2 separate regions of the Homo sapiens genome follow, and region 1 is linked to region 2. A link is an interaction called in ENCODE POLR2A ChIA-PET data of the cell type or tissue named here. Cell type or tissue: IMR-90. All regions are shown on one strand. Links, peaks and the distances in the headings refer to the core of each region. The heading gives the core; the rest is flanking DNA.

Region 1 (8,506 bases), core at 1,876-5,875, 310 kb after region 2:
TTGCCCTGTAGCCAATGCCTAATAAATAAACATTTTTAAATTAATCTAGGGCTGGAATTCCGCTCACCAAAAATGCTATAGGACTGAAACCTTGTGGTTTATTAGATGTCTTCCATTACACATGTGTCCAGTGTTTAGAAATCCTTTGTTTTATATGTTCTAATTGATTTAACTTAAATTTAAATACATTTATAAGTTAAAAAAAGTGAAGACTTCATAGAAAATGTTGAATACTGTTTAGCATTTTTTTTTTGGCAAAAAATTAGTTCTAGCCAACCATTAAAATTCAGAATACAATAATGGCAAATAGAGAGCCGAAGGCAAAATCATAGCAAAGAATGACCAAAGTATTAGGAGGAGAGTTTGCAGCAAATAGCAGTCATAGAAAGCACGCAAATTTTTAGCCACTGTCAATCATTAAAATTAATGGAAAACTCATAGCAACTGCTAATAATTGACATCAATGGAGAATTGATAGCACATGCTGATCAGCAATGTTAATGGAAAAATTCTTACTCCAAACTGCTCATTTTCAGATGTCATCTCAGAATAGCAAAAAGCTGTAAGTGTGAGTTTTGACTTGTATGTTGACATTTTTCATTTCTTTGAATTAATCACATGTATGTGATATGAAATAGGCACAGCCTATTGTGGCAACAGGAGTTTAATTATGACTCCAAATGTATTTGCAAAAGTGTATTTCTTCTGACTTTGGTGCCTCGAAAATGGAAGTGATCACCTGCTGATTATGCACAGGATCCCTGAGAGCTGTCTAACATGATAATCTAGTGTGCAGATTTGGAATTGTAAAAGGCCCCTTTTCTTCTTAGCGAATACCAAATGCCACTGGTTTTCTCAGTGCATAAAGAAATCAACACTCTTACAGATAATAGGTACTATGAAAATGTAACCGTTTCTGTACTCTTTCTAAGTAAACAAGGAGCTTTTTTACACCTGATCATAGCCTCACATTTATTTCTGTTATTTCAAATTTGTGGGTTCAATTATTAGATAGATTGTTCAGGATAAGATATCCATGTACACAATTACCATTCAGGTAATATCAGTTAGTTCTCCAGGAACTGTGTGCAAACATGGAAGCAGAACTGATGGCATACAATTAGGTATTATTTGCCATCAATCTTTCTACTGTAATCACAGAGGTTCATTTTTACCTAAGTATTCCTGTACCTCCAGGTTCTGCACATTAGTCTCTCCCAACTTCCCTATTATTCAACCCCCTGTCCTTCTTGAGCACCCCAAACTCGTCTGCAATGCTCAGCCCCATTCCCACCTCTGTTATGAGACATTTTCTGATTATCTCTTGATTTCACTTATTTGCATAAGCAAGCACTCACTGTGTATTGCAGATTTAATACTCATCGTGTCCTGTATTACTTGACACATAGTTATTTAAATCTTAATCAGTCCAATCTATATCTCACAATTAGATAGTGAACTCCTTTTAACAAAAGGAGTCTCTTATTTATCTTGCTCACAGTGCATAAGCCTCAGTGGCTTATACAAAAGAAAACAGCATTGAGAAAAATAAATGAGAGGAACATTGGAACTAGAGTCAGAATGTCTAGGTCTAATTATCAGATGTGCCTTTAAAAACCCTGAGAACTTTCCCAAGTTACCTGATCCCCATGAGCATCAGTTTTCTCATCCAGTGAAATGGGAGAATTCCTGGTCTGTTAACTTCACATACGGTTGTCAGAAGCAAACATAATCACGTATGTGAACGGGAATTGAAAATATATCTCTTTATTGTAATAAGTGCTTAATATAGATTTGAGCATTGAAAACAACAGTTTTTAGCTTCTTTTGTGGGAAGACTGAACAGAAATTCTCCAAAATATGTAAGCTTGAAAAATAATATCATACAATGTTATAAGTAAAGGGAAAATCGAGCGTGAGGGTAGTGGGAGAGAGTCCCAAATCAAGCCTAAAACCTAACATGAGAAAGATAGTCTATAGCTCTGGATCCTGACATAGCTTGAGCTCAATAAGACCAGCATTTAATACCAAACAAGCTAGTTTAAGTGTAAAATTATCTTCGAGAGCCGGTATGATGTCAGAATCTCATTAGTTGCTCTAATGAAAGATAAATTCTTGTCCTCAAGAAATTTCACTGTAAACAGATTAGTCTTCCTGTTCTTTTTTAAATCTAAGGTAAAGATTTATGAACTAGAACATGTGAAACAGTTTAGATTATAAACTTATGAAATCTCAACCTTAAGTTTATTTTATTTTGACTTCAAGACAAACATAAGAATAGCCATGAAGACTCCAGCTTTACTTGTGTATACGTGTAGAATTTCCCATAATGAAACATTAAAAAATAAAAAAGACTTCAGTTCATATACCATTTGAAATGATAAAATTTGGATTAATTATTGATTCAATGAAAGTCACAAATAACAGCAAGTAAAAGTGAAAACATTAGCCTTTTCTGAATAAGGTACAAATCATCTTGTATTTATCTTTTACTTCTGATTTTATAAATAATATGATAAAAAGAAAAAAAGAAAAGCAAGAGAATAATTTTTTGATATGTAGAATAGCACAGATGGAGAAATATGTAGGGCTTGACAAAAATTTGACTAACTTCTAATATCAGATGGGGTATAAAATGAGTGAAATGCTAATTTAAAATGAGTGGAGTAGATATGGTAAGTGGGAGAAAGAACATCTGTAAACAATCGAATTCAAACTTTTGAAATACGACATGCCATACAATCACTTCCATTACCAAATACCTGTAAACGTTGGAAAGACCTTTGCAAGCAAAGAATCAAATGAACAAAAATCCATGGCTGAAAAGATTAAAATTTAAAAAAAGAAAATCACCAAGAACCAAAAATGAGAAGAAACAGCAAATTAGAATTGATAATGTGGCTGTTTTTGGAGGATATTTTGCACAAGGTAATCCAGAGGCTTGACTTTTAATGTTCAGAAAAGGACAGCAACAAAACCTTAGGCTTGCAAAAGTTAAAATATGATGATCAAGACCCCTTGCACTAAATCCCAAAAGTCTACATGCCTAATAAAATGGTGAATTGGGGGAAAAAAATCAACACAAGGAGACCACAAGAATTCTCTATTTCAAACCGGGCTTGAATGAAACAAAAATATTTCCCTGAGAATGTTATCATAGAACTGTATCTCTCATGACTGTGGAGATAGATTTTATATTACCTGCATGGTATCCAAATCCCTAAGCTTAAACATTTACATAAAAATTGCACGAGGGCCCTGCTGAAACCCTAGTATAGCTAGCAGAAGCAACCAAATTACCTTTTGGAAAAACATGGCTTCACTTCATGAATACTCCATTGAATATACACTCACAACCTGAAATTACAAAACATCTGAGAGTACAACAGTAGACGTCACCCACAGTAGAATTAGACTCCAAACAACTTAATATAACTACTAGGAAAATGCTATAAAAATTAGTATAACATAAATGAAGTCCTAAAAGTAATCAAACCACAAGAAAGGATTAAGACTACCTACATAGAACACACAGATGTTTTAAATAATCAACTCAAATTTTTGGAAAAAACAAACATAGCGACTTGAAAATTCAATGCATACATTAACAACAGACTGGACACAAGGAGATAAATTATATACGAAAATATTACTGAGCACATTTCTCAGAATGCAGCACTGAGAAATAAAAAGATAGAAAAATTCAAGGAGAAGTTAAAACATAGGGGTGCAAATTGAAGTGCAGTGTAAACATAAATGTACTTCTTGAAGGAGAAAATAGCAGATATTGACATTATCCTTATTCTGAGGCAATGACAGAAGTTTTTACCCAATTAAAAAGGACTCCTCATACTTGAGAAATGTAAGTCATAAGGAATATAGATGAAAATAAATATACATCATAATGAAATTTGAGAATGAAAAATTTAAAGAGTAGATCTGCAGAATAAGACTATTTACCACCTATAGATCCTTGATTTAAGAATTTCTAAAGATGAATTATGGAAGAAAGGAAGCTGTAACAAAGACTTGGGATTTTATTCTGATTGTCACTGGACAGCATTGTAATGTTTTAAAGAAGAGAATGAATGATGTAATTTTAACTTATATTTTTAAAATATTGCTCTGAATTCTATACGCCTAATGAATTATAAGAGCAGGAAGAGCAGCTACAAAGCAATTGCAGAAATCCTAGATGGGAAACAATAGTCGGTGGTAGTAATGGGAGAAGTACTCAGAGATGGAACAAGTCTTGCTGAAGGATTGGAAGTCATGTCTGAGCAAAGTGTTGAGTCAAGCATGACTCATAGGTTTCTGGCCTGAGCAACTGAGTTCATTGTGCTGCCTTTCATAAAGACCGAGGAGAAGCAGAGCTGGAAGAGGGGAAAAATCGAGACTTTTTAGCACTTTATTGAGGGCCTCTGATGCACAGATTTCTTAGCACTGAAATATGTACTAACTCGTTCAAACTTCACTACAACCCTGGAGGAAGGAAGTGGTATTACATTCCCTTTAAAGATAAGTAAACTGAGGTCTAGAGAAGTTAACTCCCTTGCTGAACATCGCACAGCTGTTTGACTTCAAAGTTCATACTCCCAAGCATTGCTCTCACCTGCCTCTTAGGATGTCTCTTTCAAGCTGAGATGTATATTTATGCTATCAACCACAAAGAAAGAATAGGTTTTTGAAAATGTAATGATGAAGTATGATATGGTTTGGCTGTGTCTCAACCCAAATCTCATCTTGAATTATAATTCCTACAATTCCCACTTGTCATGGGAAGAACCCAGTGGAAGGTGATTGAATTATGAGGGTGGGTCTTTCCTGTGCTGTTGTCATGATAATGAATGAGTCTCACAAGGTCTGATGATTTTAAAAATGGGAGTTCCCTGCACAAGGTCTCTTTTAGCTGCTGCCATCCATGCAAGATGTGACTTGCTCCTCCTTGCCTTTCACCTTCCGCTATGATTGTGAGGCCTCATGGAACTGTAAGTCCAATAAACATTTCTTTTGTAAATTGCCCAGTCTCCTCAAGTATGTCTTTATCAGCAATGTGAAAACAAACTAATACAAAGTACAAAAAAAAAAAAGAGCTGGAGCAGTGGCTGTCAACTTTTTGTATGTTCTTGGACCATTCTAGAAATGTAAAACTTTTGGCATCAAACTTGAAGAGAATGAAATTAAAGCAATATAACCATCCTACGGCACAGGGGTGTCTCATACTACTAATGAAAGCATCCAAAAGCAGAGAATGTTCCCTTGATCGTCCTTCAGAACTGTGCACAAAAGCATAACCTTTTATTGCCCTGGACATTCCTAAGTCTCTGTGAATGAGGCAGGAAGGAAGGGGACACTGATGTCAGGCTGACTTCCCAGCAAGTTGATCAGAATATAAGCTCCATGAGGGCAGAGATTTTTCTGTTTTGTTTCCAATAGATTCCCAATACCTACAACATCATCTCAAGTATAACAAGTACTTAACAAATATTAATGGTATGAATGTTTGAAAGTTGTACCCTGCTCCAATCCCAAATGCCTGATTGCTCTCAAAAGTCTCACAAAATATTCTATTTAAAACAAGCACACAAAAAAACTCAACAATAGCAAATGCAAATTATGTACATTAATCAAAATTCACAGAACCTGTGAAGGTTGGAGCATTCTTGAGTAGTAACAGGATAGATAAACATCATCAAGCTAAGACATTGCCTTTACCATACACAAAACCCATAAGCTGTAGGTTTTGAGGCAATGATCAGTCTATGCTTAAGAAGGCTTCAGAGAACGTAGTGTCCTTGATTTACAGCCAGTGTTTGATTTAAAATAAAAGACATAGATGGATGGCAGGAAGAGGAATGAGAGATAGGAGAGTTTGGTTTTAATGAACTAATAATTTCAGAAAGGTCCATAGAAAATAGTCACTGGAAGGAGGTCAGTAGTAAAAGGAAAAAAAATAATAAGGAATTAAACAGTTGTAGGAGGGGTTTTATCAGTACATTATATGATAGCTAGCCAGGAGGTTTGCACTTGAAAAGGTAGCCAAAGATGACAGATTTAAGGAACATGGTTGTGATGATTTTTCCCTGAAGCTGGTAGTTTGAAGAAACTGAATTGTTTACAGTTCCTGATGATGTTAGCCCCAGTCTTATTGCTCTGCACTCGGTAGGGCATGTCCCTGAGAAGTTCTCCTGGCATCTGTTGAAGGCAATTCTACCTATCCATGATATTTTTCATGTGTATTGGAGGATATAGTACCAGTCCCTCACATTCTGAACTTTCACCTTGGGAGAAGATTACTTGGATTCCAGAATTCTCTACTCTAAATCTAACCACGTGACCAGAATTTTCTAGGAGGCATAAGGCTCTCAGGGCTGTAACTTGAGTTGTTTTTTTAGATCCAGGAGAAAACGCACATTGGAGAGAGTTCTACACAGATGGTTAGAGATGAGATTTGCAGGAGCCCATATGCCGCCTACCTGGCGGAGTTATAGCAGCATGTGGTGATGACAAGTTTTAAGTCTTATAAATGGGAGGCCCTGAAGGGGTTTTGAAAGAATTTTCCTCCAGTGGCTGAGGACAGGATTGAGTGAGACCCAGGTTGCTTCCATTTAGGAGGAGTCGCATTGGTTCAAGATGGCTAGAAAAATGAAGATATGTTCTTCAACTCCCCTTATGAAGTCTTAAAGAGTAAAAATTGCAGAGTACTATATTATTACATATCATCATCCCAACCATTGTAAGAAAACTGCATTTCTTATTTTCTAATGCTGAACAAATTTGGCCTTCTCCATAGTCATTTCTTAATCTTCAGTGATATGAACACTGTTCTGTGTAAGAAAAAAATCAACAACTGGTATCTCCCCATAGATGGTGTTTAGATTCCGACTTTCTTAGGAATAAGAATGTAGGTAATTGTGTGATGGGGTAGGTGGGTGTATGTGGGGACAGTGTGTAAGCACGGGTATATTTATATAATGTTCTCAGTTCATGGTTTTATTTCTTTAAGTTTTAAGAAAATAGAAAACAACAGTAAACAGTAATTGTTTAAATGGCAATGGCATTTTAACTAACATTTTTTTCTGTTCACAGATGTTGAGACACTATAAGGAAAGAATAACATTCAACCTTTCTAAAGAAATGAACCAAGTTTTTCTATCACTACTTTTTACGTTGGTTCCACGCGGGTGGTCTTTTATTTCACAGGGCATATTAATCTCCTGTTATATGTAACAACCACTACTGTGTGTCATCTCAGTGCAGTACAATAAAGTGACTCCAGAGTTTCCCTCCAAACTTAGTGACCAGGCTTCTCTTACTGTGACAAATGTTTATAGATTCTTCTAATTACACGTCTGGTTTAAAGCTAAGATACCAAGAGAATACAGTTCTCTTTTGTAAAGTTCCCAAGGTTTTTCTATAATAATCAATTACCATAATGAGTTTTTTTAAAGCTTCCATTCATCATTTTCTTAAAATACATAAACTACCCCGGATAAAGATAAATAGCCATAGCCAGCATACCCTGAGGCACTCTACGAAAGGCCTCCTTTAAATCAAAATCAACTGGAAAACATGTTGGGTTTTATTTCAAAGTCAATCCTGCTTAAGTCAAAAAAATTGTGTACAACAACAACAACAAAAAAAAAAGGAGTAAAAGAAAACCCTTGACAAGTCAGCTTCATAAGAGGACACAAGACAATACATCATTATCACAATTATCTCTGTAGCTCACATGTATTTGTTAAATGGGTCTCGCCAGCTAGCTCTTGTGCCATTAAAGCTAGGAACTAAATCTCTATGTGGGCCTTTCCTTACCTATTAACTTATTAGCTCCTTCTGTTCCTAGGAAAGCAGCACCCAAACTGGGAGTTATTTGGCACGTCTCTATCTAAACCAGGACTTTTCAACCTTGACACTATTGCAATTTGGGGATGTACAATTCTTTGTTGTATGAAGCTACTTTGTTCATTGTAGGATGTTTAGCAGCATCTCTTGCCTCTATCCACCAAATGCCAATTGCAGACACCTCCCTCCCCCAAATTATGACAACTAAAGATGTCTAGACATTGACAGGTGTCCCAGGGTGGGTGGGGCAAATGTCCCCTCCTGTTTGAGAACAACTACTCCGAACTTCCCACAAATATTAAATGTGAGAGGATTCAGTAAGACACTCTGATAGCATAAAAATGGCATAAAATTGAGAAAACTAAGGTAAGGAATAGCAAGGTTATTTAGCTGGTTGGATCATAGAAAGGATGAAATAGGAGAAATTTGGGTTATGATGGAAGAGAGAACAATAATGGCATGGAAAGATTTCCTATGTTATTTAAGCAAGATTGTTAGGTGTTTTTTTGTTTTGTTTTTCCTCATTGCTATTCCTTAAATGCGGACTTTCTACAAAATATATTCTTCAAACTCTTGCTCTTTTTTTCTCTACTCTTTCCCTCTTGTGTCTTATATACTCATGTCTTTTGTCATCTACACCAGGAAGCTGTGTCAACCTTCA
Region 2 (8,506 bases), core at 1,533-5,532:
TTTTTTTTTCAAGGCATGGTTAGGTGTAAGAAAGACTCCGGGTGGGGCAGGGCTGGGGGATTAGATACTTCAGTGCTCCTGCCACCCTCTGTAATATAATGATGGACTCTGAGGAATGGCACTTCTGGCTTTTCTGGTGTTGGTTTACCATCCTGATTCTTATTTCCTCTATGTTGATCTGAGTGCTTCTTTTCTGCTTTTGTTTCGCCTTTGATTTCTCAAACCTGACCCTACTTATCTGATGAGGTCTGACTATTCCAATTGGTACAAAAAAGTCCAGATACTACTATCATCCATGTTTACAGTCAGACCATGATCTGTTTTTCTACAAGCAGCGCAAAGGTCATAGATTGGAGCAACCCTTTGCCTTGTATTCCACATCACAAACTCCACACCTTTCCCACATTACAGAGAAGACTTTCTTTTCTTTTGGAATAGAGACAATTTGATGGCATACTTTTTCCCTTGCCCCAACACTTTTAGAACTATGTTTTAAGCCTAGCGGAATTCACATTTTAACTACAGTAATTGTGTGCAGCACAAATAATGTTGCTGTGGATGGAGTTATGCGATGGTCATAATTTGTCCTGAAAAGTGTCAGATTTATTAGAACTTTCCCTGTTTATCTGGATTGTTAGCTAATGTTTCTATAATGGCTTTAATTGATGCTTTCCCCATATGTGTTATGTTTTTGGTTCTTAAGTTCTAAGCATGAGGAAGGAATCATGTCCCCTTTCCTCTATCACCTCTTCCATAAGGAACACTCAGGGAACCTGCAATGTGACCACTACCTCCTGGATCTCCTTTTTTTGTTATGATCTAGTACATGCATTACAAAAAAAAAAGGTATCTAAGTAACAGTTACGTCTATCTTCACTTTGTGAATGCAAAATATGACACATAGAACTGAGAGCCATTTATGGAATTGGTTAAACAACTTTGAAAAAAGCTTCTGAGATGGAGACACAGAAAATAGCATAACTTTATTGCAGTTGCCATTTTATGTACATGGAGAGACTGACATTCAAATAGGCACTTCTATTTCACCGATTCAAATGTGCCAGGTTGTAATCATAGACATAACTACTACATGGTTCTTTCTCCTTTTATTTTTTTGACAAAAATTACAAGAAAAATGCCTTACTGTTAAGGGTAGCTTATAATGTAAGAAAATAAATTTTTAAAAAGGAATTGTCAATAAAATTTTTTAAGAATAAGAGACAACAGAATTTATGTAGTGGATATTGAAATAGTAATGTAAACTAAAAATAAATTTTCTTTTTAAAATACCCTCTGGGACTAGGCGATAATTACCCCAATCCATTTTCCCATGACCTCTTAAAAGAGGGGGTTGTAACACTTGAAATATTCACTCCCAAATGTTTAATTCATATACTGAGTGACATGCTATTGATAAATGTTCTTCTAACCACTTCTGGTGATCAGGCATAGAAGGAACCTATACAATGGCGTATTGACTGTGCTCCCCAATGCAGAACCTGATCTTGGTGCCTCTAAAGAACTTCTAACTTTGGGCTGCAATAATAAAATTGATATTTTATTTCTCTCTTAGGCTACTATAAAGTATTTCTATGATACTGAGTACTTTGTGCAATTTTCCCCACTGGTTAGATTTTAGACATGGATCAAGTGATGTTTTTATGTAGTTGATATTAAAAGTATATAAATATTATACACTCAAAGCATACCACTAACGTCATATTTCACCAATCATCAAGAACAATAATCAGAACCGACTAGGTTGCCATTATCAAGGACCCACTATTAGACGTGAATTTATAATGAACATATGCCTACCTGAATTATAATCAATTTTATATACAAATTTAAGTGTAGAAGCAAGACAACATAGATACTTCAAAGCAAAAATCTAGTTATGGTTGTGGTATTAATGTACCCATGGAAAAAAGACATAAATACCCTGGTAACTGTTATGGTGCCTGGCTTCTTTGTTCTTTGGTATTCCCAACTATAGTTAGCCATCATACTCATAGGTCAATGTACAAAGGCAGTCTTTAACACAAACATTTGGTGCATCCATGTCTGGTACTCAGTAAAAAGCATCTGATAAGAAATTTCTAGATGAATTTCACAATTGTGAAGACTCCAGAGCAAGAAGAAAAAACTCTGGGTAAATTGGTGAAAACTTAACCAAAATTATACTTTGTAAAAGTATCCTTTGTAAAAGCATTTACCCTTAAGGTTTTGAAATATTTTTGCAAGTTAAATGGTCATGTATAATTTTAATTAAGATTTTAAAAGAATTTTTCTGGTGTATTCTTGAATAAAACAAAATCCCTAATACTTGGAATATAGCTTGTGCTGATCATCATAACTCATTACTTTGGTGAATGAAGCACTCTAATAATAGTGTTAGGGTTTCAATGTATAACCAATTCAGCAAAAGATTTCACAGGCAACTCTAACAAGACTGCACAGTGAAGATGTACGTTTATCCTTTATTTAGAATGACAAAATCTTAAACATATCTTTCAATACTGTCCCTCTTTTTTTCACAAAGATACACTATATATCAGTAATCTGGACACCAAGTTATTTACAGCTATTATTTAGTACCATAGTAAGTAGTAATTTAAATACAAGGTAAAATCACCACATTGTCTTGTTTACTACTGATGTTAATTTTAAGCTGACATTCGATGCTCCCAAAAAAGGCAGCCTATGATTTGTTATCATTAAACTGTCAACTCTGCCTTGAGTTGGAAAAAGATTCACACTACACTTTTTACAGAATATCACTTTATTTTCTATCCGTCAAAAAAAAAAAAAAATCCAGAATCGTTTTAATTGTGTCTGTGCTATTTTTCTATTAACTGTTTCATGCATTTTTCCTGGCCTTTTAATTGCAGTTTAATAGTGGTCATTAACACATTAAGGGGTGTTAGAAGAACACTTGAAGTCCTCTTGACTTCTACCAAAGTTGACACTTCAATGTTAGAGTAATTTCAGCTATTCATTTATTTAATAGTGACCTATGCAAATGTAGAACCATGTCATTTTACAAATTGACTGTAATAATTAACTAGAAAGGCAGAGTAAAATGAAACAGGTTATAATTAGAATATAACTGCTACAGTATTACGTCAGCTAGAATAAAATAATCTCAAATGATTAAATTGGTTTCAATTATTAAGAATCAGTTTAATGTACCCACTGTTCTGATTTTTACATTTCTCTTTTTTGTGTGCATTAGATGTCACCTCATGCAATTTATGTATTTTATTCATCTTGGTAAAACAGGCATTACAGAAGTTTAATTAAGTAGTAAAAGACTTCACATTATTCTGCTGAATTCTAAATTAGTTGTAGAAACTAGTCAGAGTGCATGCTACAGACTATGCAGGATCATTTCAATTAACTGTATCTATTAAACCACCCAACATTCCCCTTACACAGTAAATATATGTAACATGTCACTAGCCATCAGAGTATGTATGTAACCACATAATTATCATTACTTCCCCAATTGGATCTTGGATGCATCATCTTCATCTATATCACTATTTTTTAACATAGTAACTGAGCCATCTTTCCAAAACCCCAAGAATTCTCTATATTCATGACTCAGAGACACTTGGAGGCAGGGTGTGTGACACATGTAATAGCAGAGAGAACCCCCACTCAGAAGGGCTTTGTACTTGGTTCTATCTTCTGCTCTTACTGTACTCTTAAAATTCTTAAAATTGATGAATAAGAAACCCTGCATTTTCATTTTACACTAGGCCCTACAAATTATGCAGCCACTTCTGCCCAAGAAATCTAATAGAGATACCTAACGACTTACTCCTTTTTGGTCAAATATTAAACATTTTACTAATCATTTACCTGATTGTTAGAGATTAACTCTCTCTGAAGTTTAACTCAGAAAATTTTCCTAAGAGGGCAGTGTGGATAAAGAGGGCATCTGTCTAGCTAGTTAAAATTGGCCAACAACCTTGGCAATCAGTGGAGCCCACATAATCACAGCCGGATCATTTTCTTGTACATACACTATGTTTTAATCAACATCTTCATATCCCAGTATTGGTTGACTTATTCATTTCTTAGCAAAACAAGAAAGTTCTGTAACAATAGTGCTAAAGTCAAAAGAGTATTTGAAATATGTTCAGATCATATGACTACCTGTGTCACTGTTGAGACAAACTGGTTTCTAGTCAATACATATCTCAAATTTCTGAAATATCTTTCCTCTCATAAGAATCTAAGGTGATATCTTGGTGGTTATAAATCCAATTAACAAAGAGAAACCCTGGAATCCTCAACATTTGGTTATTCTTGTCTCAAAATCTGAATTTTTATATATACCTAAATACTTTTTCTATAAGGGTATGTTTTGATATCATGTTTCTCTCTTCTATTACATCTTCATTTATTCTAGTTTATTCTGACAGCTTTAACACTTTGATCAGTAATTCTGGAAGTACAATCAAGGAACTTCATGTCTCATGATCAACTAGAGTACTAGTTAAAAATGTAAATCACGGCCGGGCACGGTGGCTCACACCTGTAATCCCAGCACTTTGGGAGGCCAAGGCGGGCGGATCATGAGGTCAAGAGATCGAGACCATCCTGGCCAACATGGTGAAACCCAATCTCTACTAAAAATACAAAAATTAGCTGGGCATGGTAGCATGCGCCTGTAGTCCCAGTTACTTGGGAGGCTGAGGCAGGAGAATCACTTGAACCTGGGAGGGGGAGGTTGCAGTGAGCTGAGATTGCGCCACTGTACTCCATGCACTCCAGCCTGGCAACAGAGTGAGACTCCATCGCAAAAACAAACAGACAAACAAACAAACAAACAAACAAGCAAATCACTACTAAATCAAAGTATTATTAATTTTTTCACTTTTGTATAAGTTTTTTTTTTTGTTGTTGTTAGTTTAGAAGTTTCTTGGGTACATATTAGTACTGTCCCATAACCTGGCGGGATAGTTAGCATGCACATCTGGCTTCTGTGCCACGAAGAACTCTCGTTACAACACCAAGACAGAGATTGACAAGCATAAAGGCAAAGTCCTTTTACTTTTTCTAACGCAGTATTACTCCATTCCTTGCTGGAGTCCAAGGATACTTCCAATAGTTAGAACTCATAGTCCATAACCTTCCCACCCATGTTAGAATAAATGAAACTTTCAGCCCATTTTAATGCTGAATAAAGCGAGATTTTAAAAAGTAGACAAAATCATATGGGTGATTTCTATGAGTTTAGAGAACTATAAATAAGCTATCAGAAAATGATAATCTGGTATCTGGATATTCTGTGAAACAGTTTTAAGAACTAAGGGTGACACAGAACTAACTAAACATTCCAGAGATTGGGTGAAAATTAGCATATATCTCTTATACGGGTTTTAAAAAATTTATCCCCAAAGATTTTACACTTGATCTTAGCCAAAGGCCAAAAAGCAACTGTCCCCAAAGATTTTAATTTTGATTTATAAGTTATAAATCTGGAGAAAACCTCAAACACAATCCAAAATCAAACTGATTCATGAAAATAGTGTCCTAAGAACTTAGATCCCATTGTCAAATAAATTGACTTACTTTTACTATACTTGGAGACCAAAACATTGTCTGTCACCTGCACTATTGTAATTGGCCAATTCAATCAAATACATCAATTCAAAAATTTTTAACAGTAACCCTTCCCACCTTTTAACAATCATGCAAAAAATAACTTATCCAAACTGGTTTTATGACTGATTTAATTATTCTTTTATCTGTTCAGGCTGAATACTGATTCAAAAATACAATATACTCAGGGCATCATGAGGTCAAACTGGTAAAAAGAGAAAATACTTATTCTAAAAAGAATAGCAATAATTAAAAAAAACAGAATTTGAAAGAATGCCTTGAGCTTCAAAACCACTTCTATTTTTTCCAAATGGAATTAGAGTTCTTTATTATAATGTAATTGTAATTAATATTGTGCAGTTGTAATAATATAATTATTATTAATTACATTTTCTAAATGTAATTAAAATCCATTGCTTGGAACAAAGGCAATCACTGGATTACAATTATCTGTATTTCTAAAAGAAACAATTAATATGGCAGGTTTCTGTTACATAGTACAAATAACCAGATACTGTGTGTCTTATAATTATTAATTCATATACCTGGAACAATAGTAAACACAGGTAATATATGCATATTTTATTCTAGAAGGCAATATTTAAAAATCTGCTTTTAATATATTTGTAATTTAGTTTGTGATAAAAAACACTGTACATTTAGATTCATTTCTATATTTATGTGTGACATCTTGAATGACACTTATTTAACTTTTCAGAACCATATATATCATAATATATCACAAACAGCATCATTAACATTTCAAATAGGGGTTACTTCTGTATTCATAAGTTAGAATTTAATAGTAGATTAAATATAATTGCACACACATACTCATAATAGTGTTACAGAGTTGTCAATTAAATGTTATTAACAGGAGGTTAAATTTTCCATGAGTTCAGAGACAACGTTGAGTTTCAAATTCCAAGGTTTACACTAATATCACTCATATGATTTAGTCTACTTTTTAAAATCTTGCTTTATTCAGCATTAAAATGGGCTGAAAGTCTCATTTATTCTAACACGGGTGGGAAGATTATGGACTATCTTCAAGATTAATATCAAATGGTAAAAGATTGTTACTTTGAATTGCTGACAGAATACTTCATTTTTTGTTTCCATAATAGCTGATATAAATAACTGGGCCCCCCAAAAAAATGAGAAAGAAGACAAACTAAAGAGCAGGCAGTCTTTTTTCATAATACCTTCTCTAGCTTTCACTGTGGCTGACTGTCTTTTAATGATTCTCTATTCAGGTGTTAGCTCTTAATGAAGCTATTATTGTAGAAAATATATTCATATTGATGGAGGGCCAAAAAGCCTTCTCGCTTCAGGTTTCATTTTTTTTTAATTAAGAACTAAAGAAAAAAGATATCTTAAACAAATCTAACCTGACTAAAGCTTCAGTCTTGGCATAATGCTGTATAAAGGGAAAGGATCCAATAACCAAAAACCTAAAAATAATTATTTAAAATCTTCATTCTGTGTCTCCAAATGGCAAAGGGAAAAATGAATTATTGACATTTGGTAAAGGTATAGAAAATTTTCTCTCCTTGTTGCTTCCCCTATTAATTTACTTCACAGGTATGCCAACTGCTCTCAGAAACCTTTCTATTGGCCGGGTGTGGTGGCTCATGCCTGTAATCCCAGCACTTTGGGAGGCCGAGGCAGACAGATCACAAGGTCAGGAGTTAGAGACCAGCCTGGCCAATATGGTGAAACCCTGTCTCCACAAAAAATGCAAAAATTAGCTGGCTGTGGTGGCTTGCACCTGTAGTCCCAGCTACTTGGGAGGCTGAGGCAGAAGAATTGCTTGAACCCGGGAGGCAGAGGTTGCAGTGAGATGAGATAGTGCCACTGCACTCCAGCCTGGGTGACAGAGTGAGACTGTGTCAAAAAAAAGAAGAAAGAAAGAAAGAAAGAAAGAAAGAAAGAAAGAAAGAAAGAAAGAAAGGAAGGAAGGAAGGAAGGAAGGAAGGAAGGAAGGAAGGAAGGAAGGAAGGAAGGAAGGAAGAGAAACCTTTCTGTCTCTAAGTTTTGACTGGCGCACCATCCAGCCCAATGCAGCTGTAACAGTAACTTCCTACCCACTCACTCTATTATGTAGATTATACAGATCAATTTCATCTTTACGGGTTGCCCCCCTTCAGAGTCATTACATTATACAAATTCTCCACGACAAAAAAATATCCAAAGAACTCACCCAGTCAAAGAAAATCCTATTTCTTTTTTTTTTTTTTTTTTTTTTTTTTTTGAGACGGAGTCTCGCTGTCGCCCAGGCTGGAGTGCAGTGGCGCAATCTCGGCTCACTGCAGCCTCCGCCCCCTGGGGTTCACGCCATTCTCCTGCCTCAGCCTCCCGAGTAGCTGGGACTACAGGCGCCCGCCACCTCGCCCGGCTAATTTTTTGTATTTTCAGTAGAGACGGGGTTTCACCGTGTTAGCCAGGATGGTCTCGATCTCCTGACCTCGTGATCCGCCCGTCTCGGCCTCCCAAAGTGCTGGGATTACAGGCGTGAGCCACCGCGCCCGGCCAAAATCCTATTTCTTAAAGGTGGTGGTGGCGGTGGAGGAAGGGAGTGGTTAGTTGTGAATAACATGTAAATAAGTTCATCTACATAAGAATTTTCCTGCTGGTTGATAAATATTTTATAGCTCCACAAAAAGTGCCCCAGATATTTATTTCTCATCTTACTCTCTGCTACCTATCCCTCTGCTGATGCTTCATAAGTGAATTTGGTTTGTACTCTCCTAGCTCTTTTACGAAAACCTGGACTTGAAAAGCAGACATGCTCCACGATATTTGCACTGGTCATGTGTGGAGGGAATGTTCATCAATTAAGTACCCCACAGCCACCCACTGCCAGATGATGCAAAAGTGGCACTGTCAC

The links. Peaks named below come from ENCODE experiments on the same cell type or tissue, not always from the same donor. Only the 100,000 strongest peaks of a DNase experiment are listed, where the experiment ranks them.
Region 1: POLR2A ChIA-PET joins it to region 2 with 6 read pairs; 1 of 35 experiments calls an interaction of 5 or more read pairs at or near these places.

What each region holds. Positions count from the first base shown.
Region 1 is chr7:115,336,948-115,345,453 of GRCh38, reverse strand. No RefSeq gene overlaps it. Among named protein-coding and RNA genes, the nearest start is that of LINC01392, 110 kb to the right of the region's middle. In IMR-90, for the core only: no CTCF peak of the experiment used is centred there; a DNase peak (open chromatin) is centred at 4,303.
Region 2 is chr7:115,650,242-115,658,747 of GRCh38, reverse strand. No RefSeq gene overlaps it. Among named protein-coding and RNA genes, the nearest start is that of SNORA25B, 73 kb to the right of the region's middle. In IMR-90, for the core only: no CTCF peak of the experiment used is centred there; a DNase peak (open chromatin) is centred at 3,617.